2 separate regions of the Homo sapiens genome follow, and region 1 is linked to region 2. A link is a contact called in ENCODE Hi-C data. All regions are on one chromosome and are shown on one strand. The core of a region is the stretch at or near the end of the contact, and the rest is flanking DNA. Distances in the headings are between cores, read along the strand shown.

Region 1 (3,916 bases), core at 1,141-3,640, 7.8 Mb before region 2:
CACATTTTTAGCTGGGAATGTTTTCTCCAGCTTCCCCCTGGGGGTGGGGAGGGCAGGGATCAGGCTGGGCCTCTCTGCAGATGGGACCAGCTAATGAAGAGAGTGGGATGAGGTGGGCAGCTCAGCCACCACACTGGGGTTGAGGATCTTGGCACCTCCCTCTGGGTCTGGCTCCCTTCCCCTCCCAGGAAGCTAAGCTACCAGTCCTGTTGGACTCGTCTGACCCGGGAGGGATGGGTGCAGTCCTGGGTCTCTCTCCAGTGTCCTTTCAGTGAGGCCAGCACCATGGACAACCCACAGGCTCTGCCACTCTTCCTACTCCTGGGTAAGTTCCCTGCTCAGTCCCTTCCCTGTCAGTCTCCCTCAGCAGCCTCCCCCAATGCCTTCCTCTCTTCTCTGCAGCCTCCTTGGTAGGGATCCTCACCCTCAGAGCCTCTTCTGGACTTCAGCAAACCAACTTCTCCTCTGCCTTCTCTTCAGACTCAAAGAGCTCTTCCCAGGGGCTGGGTGTGGAAGTTCCCTCCATCAAACCTCCCAGCTGGAAAGTTCCAGATCAGTTCCTGGATTCAAAAGCCTCTGCTGGAATCTCTGATTCCAGCTGGTTTCCTGAGGCCCTGAGTTCCAACATGTCTGGGTCCTTCTGGTCAAATGTTTCTGCTGAGGGCCAAGATTTGAGCCCGGTTTCCCCCTTCTCTGAAACCCCTGGTTCTGAAGTATTTCCTGATATTTCGGATCCTCAAGTTCCTGCCAAAGACCCCAAGCCTTCCTTCACTGTTAAGACCCCAGCTTCAAACATTTCTACTCAAGTCTCCCATACCAAACTGTCTGTTGAGGCCCCAGATTCAAAATTCTCCCCGGATGATATGGATCTTAAACTCTCTGCCCAGAGCCCTGAATCCAAATTTTCTGCAGAGACCCACTCAGCTGCAAGCTTTCCCCAGCAGGTGGGGGGCCCACTCGCTGTGCTGGTGGGGACCACCATCCGGCTCCCCCTAGTCCCAATCCCCAACCCTGGGCCCCCCACCTCTCTGGTGGTCTGGCGCCGGGGCTCAAAGGTGCTGGCAGCTGGGGGCCTGGGGCCAGGGGCACCTCTGATCAGCCTGGACCCTGCTCACCGAGACCACCTGCGATTTGACCAGGCCCGGGGGGTTCTGGAGCTCGCCTCTGCCCAGCTGGACGATGCAGGGGTCTACACGGCTGAGGTCATCCGGGCAGGGGTCTCCCAGCAGACTCACGAGTTCACGGTGGGTGTGTATGGTAAGTGGGCCCTGGCGTCCGGCGTGCAGGCGGCAGGGGCTGCTCTGCTCTGCCAGGCTTTGGGCAAGTCACGGTGCTGTGGGGTCCCTGGATAGGAGAAGAGGACTTCTGGGTTGAGGAAGGGAGAAAAAGAGCTAGAGGTCAAGGCAGGGGTGTCTGAGCAAAGGTGGACCTGGGATGGAGACTCCTGGGAGCCTGAACTCCCAGGTCTGAGGGAGGAGGAGGAGGCTAGGAGCCTCTTCTGGCGAACTCCTGGGTCCCGGAGAGGAGGTGTCTGGGGGCTCAAACTCATAGGTTTATGAGAGGAGAGGGATGGGGGCTGAGACTCCAGGGGCTTAGAGGGAGCAGCGGCTGGGGTTCCCTCTAAGGGGACCAAAGATGGGCTCCAGGACTGGGTGGGTCCTGAGCCCATTCTCCCTCTCCCAGAGCCCCTACCCCAGCTGTCGGTTCAGCCCAAGGCTCCAGAGACAGAGGAGGGGGCGGCCGAGCTCCGGCTGCGCTGCCTGGGGTGGGGGCCAGGTCGCGGGGAGCTGAGCTGGAGCCGGGACGGACGCGCCCTGGAGGCGGCGGAATCGGAGGGAGCCGAGACGCCCCGGATGCGCTCAGAGGGCGACCAGCTGCTCATCGTGCGCCCTGTGCGCAGCGACCACGCCCGGTACACTTGCCGCGTCCGCAGCCCCTTCGGCCACAGGGAGGCTGCCGCCGACGTCAGCGTCTTCTGTGAGTGGGGGATGCCTCGGGTCGGGGACAGGGGGTCCTTGGGGAGAAGCGGGCTGGGGACCCAGTCTCCGGGAGTCCTAGCGGCGTCCCAGGTGACCCTGACACTCGCGGTCCCGACCCCTCCTCCCTCCAGACGGCCCGGACCCGCCGACCATCACGGTCTCCTCGGACCGCGACGCCGCGCCTGCCCGCTTTGTCACCGCGGGCAGTAACGTGACCTTGCGCTGCGCCGCCGCCTCGCGGCCGCCCGCCGACATCACGTGGAGCCTGGCGGACCCGGCCGAGGCCGCGGTGCCCGCGGGGTCGCGCCTCCTGCTGCCCGCGGTCGGACCGGGCCACGCAGGCACCTACGCCTGCCTGGCGGCGAACCCGCGTACCGGCCGCCGCCGCCGCTCGCTGCTCAACCTTACAGTGGCGGGTGAGAGGCTGGAGCGGGAGTAGGGGAATGCCTGGGAGAGGGGCGGGGCCAGAACGAGGGCGGGGCTAGAGGAAAGGGGCGGGGCCAGCAAGGAGGAGCAGCATACCGGTGGGTGGGGCAGGGCCAGCGGGAGGGCGGGTCACCAAGAAGGAGCTGGGATACCCGTGGTGGGGCGGGCCAGCGCGGAGGGGCGGAGACACCTAGGATAAGAGGCGGGGCCAGAAAGAGGATAAGGGAAGGAGCCAAATAGAGTGGCAGGGATGACCAGGACTGACGGGCCGGCCCAGCACTGAGAGGGCGGACATTCCTGGGCATGGAACACTCGACAAAGTCGACAAGCGGAGTTAAATGGCAAAGAGTGGGAGTTAGAAAAGGAAAGAACTAATTTGCTTAAGTGGGATCAGCAAAGGGAGAAGTTACCTGGCAAGGGGGGCGGAGTCACCAGGGAAAGGGGCGAGGTCATTTAGAAAGCGGGCAGAATTGTCTTAGAAAGGGGAAGGGGTCCACAAGGAAGGGCGGAGATATCTGGGAAAAGGGGAGGCTTCTCGGAGTGCAATCCAGGAGGGGGCGAAGTAACCTGGCAGAAGTGGGTGGAGCTGGAAAGGAAGGGGCTGAGTTACGTTTGGGAAGAGAAATATCATTGTGTGAAGATGCAGTTTTCTTAAGAAAGTTGGGCAGTCAGCAGGGCTGCGGGCTACCCACTTAGCGAGGAAGTTAATGGGAAAAGGGAACGGGATCGCAGGAAAAGTGGGGAGTGTGAGCGCCTATGGGGTGGGGCTAGTGAAGAAGGGTGGAGTCACCGCGCGGGGAGGCGGGGCTGGAGAAGAAATGAGAAAGGGACTCCATCTTCATTCTCTCCCTTCTCTCCGCAGACCTGCCCCCCGGGGCCCCACAGTGCTCAGTTGAAGGGGGTCCCGGGGACCGCAGCCTCCGCTTCCGCTGCTCGTGGCCCGGCGGGGCCCCTGCTGCCTCCCTGCAGTTCCAGGGTCTCCCCGAAGGCATCCGCGCCGGGCCAGTGTCCTCTGTGCTGCTGGCGGCCGTCCCCGCCCACCCCCGGCTCAGCGGCGTCCCCATCACCTGCCTTGCTCGCCACCTGGTGGCCACGCGTACCTGCACAGTCACGCCGGGTGAGAGGGCGCGGGGCTTTTTTGCTGTTTCTCGAGGAGGAGGGAGACTTTTTCTTTGGTCCTTCGAAAATTCTGAAGGGGTATGGGGTACGTCCTTAGTCCAAGAAAGAGGCAGGACTTCACTGTCTTCAAACTAGAAAAGGGACAAAGATTTTCCTATACCTCATGGTGGCGGGGTGCAGGGATGGGGGTATTTTTCTGGACACAGGAAGAAGGCCATCACTTTCACACGTGTTCAGAGAGATAAAGCAGTGATATTTTAAAAAGTAACAAGGCCGGGCGCAATAATCGCAGCACTTTGGTAGCTGGGGGCGGGAGGATTGCTTGAGTCTAGGAGTTCAAGACCAGCCTGGGCAGTGTGGCAAGACCCAGTCTTGTAATTATTATTGCTACA
Region 2 (3,808 bases), core at 835-3,334:
TTTTTTTTTTTTAATTATATTTTTAAAGATTTCCCTTTCCAGCCATGCTCTCATCTGATTTCCTAGAATTGAGATGTGTTTGGGATCCTTCCTGGAGGATGGAGGATTCAGAGCCCACCAAGCCCCTCTCTCAGGGATCCAATCACAGGAGCTTTTCTTCTCTGGGACCCCCAGGCTTTCTCTTCCTTTACCCTTGGCCTCTTCCATGAATCTGAATTTCCAGAATGCCTCCCCGTTCACCTTGAGGACTTGCTGAAGGCTCTTTCTCTCTCTATATCTCTCTCTCTCTCAATCTGGGACCTCTCTCTTCCTGAGGTCCCAGAGACAGTTCAGGTCCCTTGTCACTTACCAAGACCCAGGAGGGTGCAGAGCAACACAAAGGCCAGCAGAAAGGTCTCTGGTCTCCTGGAGAGCCTCATGGTGTGTGTATCAGCAGTACCTGGTCCCCAGCTTTTATAGGAAGCTGAGGAGGGGTGGGTCTGGACCCACATTCACCCTACGGGGAGAAATAGCTGAGGTCAGAACCCAGGGCAGTCCTCTGTGGCCTCCGGGTTGGGAAGGCAGAACCAGAATCCAAAAGTGACCTGGGCATCTTGTGCCCAGCCCCCCACCTCCATGGAGACCCCAGGAGTCTGGGCTTCCATCCCCCTCTTCTATTAGAACCCAGAAAGTCACCACCCTGTTTTCTCACCTTCCCACGGCCCATTGTTGTTTGTTTGTTTGCTTGAAGACCAAGACGGAGTTGGGCCTCTTGATTCCCAGTGGCTGCAAGAACTGGGATTCCCTCTCCTTCTCTCTCTTCCCCTCTCCTCCCAAGGAAGCACCCAGTGTGGGTAGGGCCCCACCTTGGAGCACCCAGCATGTCCAGGCTGGTCCTGCGGGTGCGGGGTGCCTTGTCTCCCTTCCCCTCTCTTCATGTGCTCGGCTCACACTCCTTGTGTGTTTGGGCTGTCTCCAGCTGCGACCCCACCCAGGGCTGCACCCTTGGGTCTCCAAGGCACCGAATGAACAGAGGGATGTCTGTCGGCAGTCATAGGCGGGCGTAGTAAAAGACAGATGCCCACAGTCCACATATTGGGAAACTGAGGCTTTTGTGGAAGAACTCCAGGATAGGGGTGTGTGTGTGTGTGTGTGGTGGGGGTTGGGCACATGCTTTGTGTTATATTTAGGACGCAGAACCCTTCTCTTTTGGCCTCAGGCATAAGGCTGAAAGAGATCTGCTAATTTTTTTCGCGCGTGCGCGCGCGCGTATGTATGTATATGTGCGTGTGTGTGTGTGTGGCAAGGGGACAGAGAGAAGAGTGCAGCCGCCTGAGCCATTTGAAGAGATCCTGTTGCGTAGAATCCAGGTTCCCTACGAAACTACGAAAATTCACTCAGATTTGCTGTCCTAGCCCAGCGCAGTCGCTCACGCCTGTAGTTCCAGCACTTTGAGAGGCCGAGGCAGGTGGATCGCTTGAGCTGAGGAGTTCGAGACCAGTCTGGGCAACATGGCAAGACCCGCCGCCCTCTCACCCCATGTCTCCACAAAAAATACAAAAATTAGCCGAATGTGGTGGCGCGTGCGTGTAATCCCAGCTACTTAGGAGGCTGAAGTGGGAGGATCCCTTGGCCCCAGGAGACAGGGGTTGCAGAAAGCCGAGATCGTGCCACTGCACTCCATCCTGGGTGAGAGAGCAAGACCCTGTCTCAACAAAAAATTTTTAAAAAATAAAATAAATAATAATACAGCAAAAAGATTTGCTTTCTCGGCTTCAGTGTGGGCGGTAACTCCATCGTGCAATGAGAAAGGCGAATTTCTTCCAGACACCAATCCCGGAGGTCGCTTCTGTTGCTAGGCTCCCAGAAAGCAGGGTTCGGACGTCATTGGGAGGCGAGGCTAGAGCGGGGTTGTGTGTGGCGGAGGGAGGCGGGGCTGGAGGAAACGCTCGTTGCTAAGGAACGCAGCGCTCTTCCCGCTCTGGAGAGGCGCGACTGGGCTTGCGCAGTGTCGACGCCGGCGCCGGCGCGCCGGGGTTTGAAAGGCCCGAGCCTCGCGCGCTTGCGCACTTTAGCCAGCGCAGGGCGCACCCCGCCCCCTCCCACTCTCCCTGCCCCTCGGACCCCATACTCTACCTCATCCTTCTGGCCAGGCGAAGCCCACGACGTTGACATGCCGGAGATCCGCCTCCGCCATGTCGTGTCCTGCAGCAGCCAGGACTCGGTGAGGGACCTGCATGGGGGAGGTTGGAAGACGTGAGGGAATTAATGAGGATAGCTCTTAAAAGAGCTTTTGGGGTTCTCTTGGAAGTCTAAGGAGAGTCATGGGGGGATTTCCAGGAGGCTAAAAGTGAATTGTGGAGAGATGTTGAATTAGGGACGTTCCGGCGTCTAGGGAACTTCCGGAGAGAAAAGGAGGAATAGGGAAGCTTTCTTGGAGAGCCCATAGGTGAACTTCCACGGGAAAGTGTTGTAGGGGAAACTCCAGGCAGAGTGTCGGGGGATTAACGGGAGAGCTTAAATCTGGGGGTCGTAGAGGCCTTGGGAGGACTCAAAGGAATCATCTGAGAGCTGGAGGCCTAGCTGTCATCTCTGTGCCCTAATTCTCCTCTCCCACTGTTGTTTCCAGACTCACTGTGCAGAAAATCTTCTCAAGGCAGACACTTACCGAAAATGGCGGGCAGCCAAGGCAGGCGAGAAGACCATCTCTGTGGTCCTACAGGTGATCCTGCCACCCCACCTCCTCCTCACTAGGAGTCTGGAGTCCGGGGTTCCAGATTCTGCTCCTGAGCCAACTGGCAGTGGGTTTAGTCACTTTCTTTGCTGGGCCTCAGCTTCCTTACTCGGAAAATGGGCAGCATAATCCCTGTGCCCCTCAGCAGAGAGGAAAGGAGACCCAAGGATTAAGTCCAGGATGACCACAGGAATCAGTGTGTGGTCCTGGGCAGGTGGCATCTACTTTCTGGGTTCCAGTTTCCTCAGCTGGAACAAAATGAATCATTGCCACGTACTCTGCCTCCTGCAGCCAGTGGGCTCAGGGCTGGAAGGTGTCCAGGAAGGTCGTCTAAGCCAATCAACTCCACTTTAAAGAAGGGGAAACTGGCCGGATGCCGTGGCTCATGCCTGTAAACCCAGCACTTTCAGAGCCTGAGATGGGAGGATTGCTTGAGCTCAGGAGTTCCAGACCAGCCTGGGCAACATATCAAGACCCTGTCTCTATTTTTATTAAAATAAATAATTTTTTTTAAAGAATAATAGCCAGGTATGGTGGTTCACACCTGTAATCCCATCACTTTGGGAGGCCGAAGCTGGAGTATTGCATGAGCCCAGGAGTTTGAGACCAGCCTGGGCAATACAGTAAGATGTCATCTCTACCAAAATTTTATAGATTAGCTGAGTATGGTGGTGTGCACCTGCAATCCCAGCTACTGGCGAGTCTGAGGTGAGAGAATTGCTTGAGCCCAGGAGATGGAGGCTGCAGTGAGCTGAGATTGTGCCACTGCACTCCAGCCTGGGCACCAGAGTGAGACCCCCAAAATATAAAAAATAAAATAATAATAATGAGAGCTGGCATTATTCAACGTTACCTGTCAGTCGCTGCTCTACACACCTCACTCACATGGATTAGCTCATTGAGTCCTCATAAAAAACCCCAAGAGGCAGGCTCTGTTATCCCCACTTTTACAGATGAGGAAACTGAGGCCCAAAGAAGTTATACAATTTGCCTGACAGTCAATCTTTTATTTATCTGTTGAGACAGAGTCTCACTCTGTTCCCAGGCTGTAGTGCAGTGGCATGATCTTGGCTTGGCTCACTGCAGCCTCTACCT

What was found. A loop is a pair of places that touch in the nucleus more often than their neighbours do. Pooled maps may share reads with other maps.
Region 1: a pooled map shows a loop between it and region 2 (8-fold over the local background). The contact joins the promoter of VSIG10L-AS1 here to the promoter of XRCC1 in region 2. A Hi-C loop is called at or near these places in 2 of 50 pooled maps.

The regions. Positions count from the first base shown.
Region 1 is chr19:51,338,494-51,342,409 of GRCh38, reverse strand. VSIG10L-AS1 (VSIG10L antisense RNA 1) reads right to left here and starts at 2,390. Exons shown (of 5, transcript NR_186316.1): 1 at 1,693-2,390; 2 at 1,236-1,344; 3 at 425-560. VSIG10L (V-set and immunoglobulin domain containing 10 like) reads left to right here and starts at 271. Exons shown (of 10, transcript NM_001163922.3): 1 at 271-325; 2 at 403-1,257; 3 at 1,684-1,977; 4 at 2,111-2,395; 5 at 3,268-3,522. The coding sequence starts at 286. RefSeq lists silencers at 2,237-2,506, 3,157-3,496.
Region 2 is chr19:43,573,803-43,577,610 of GRCh38, reverse strand. It overlaps XRCC1 (X-ray repair cross complementing 1), which reads left to right and starts at 2,084. Exons shown (of 17, transcript NM_006297.3): 1 at 2,084-2,203; 2 at 2,609-2,701. The coding sequence starts at 2,153. It overlaps PINLYP (phospholipase A2 inhibitor and LY6/PLAUR domain containing), which reads right to left and starts at 1,810. Exons shown (of 6, transcript NM_001193621.3): 1 at 692-1,810; 2 at 350-496. The coding sequence starts at 419. RefSeq lists enhancers at 658-1,183, 1,184-1,710, 1,711-1,870 and a silencer at 1,971-2,130.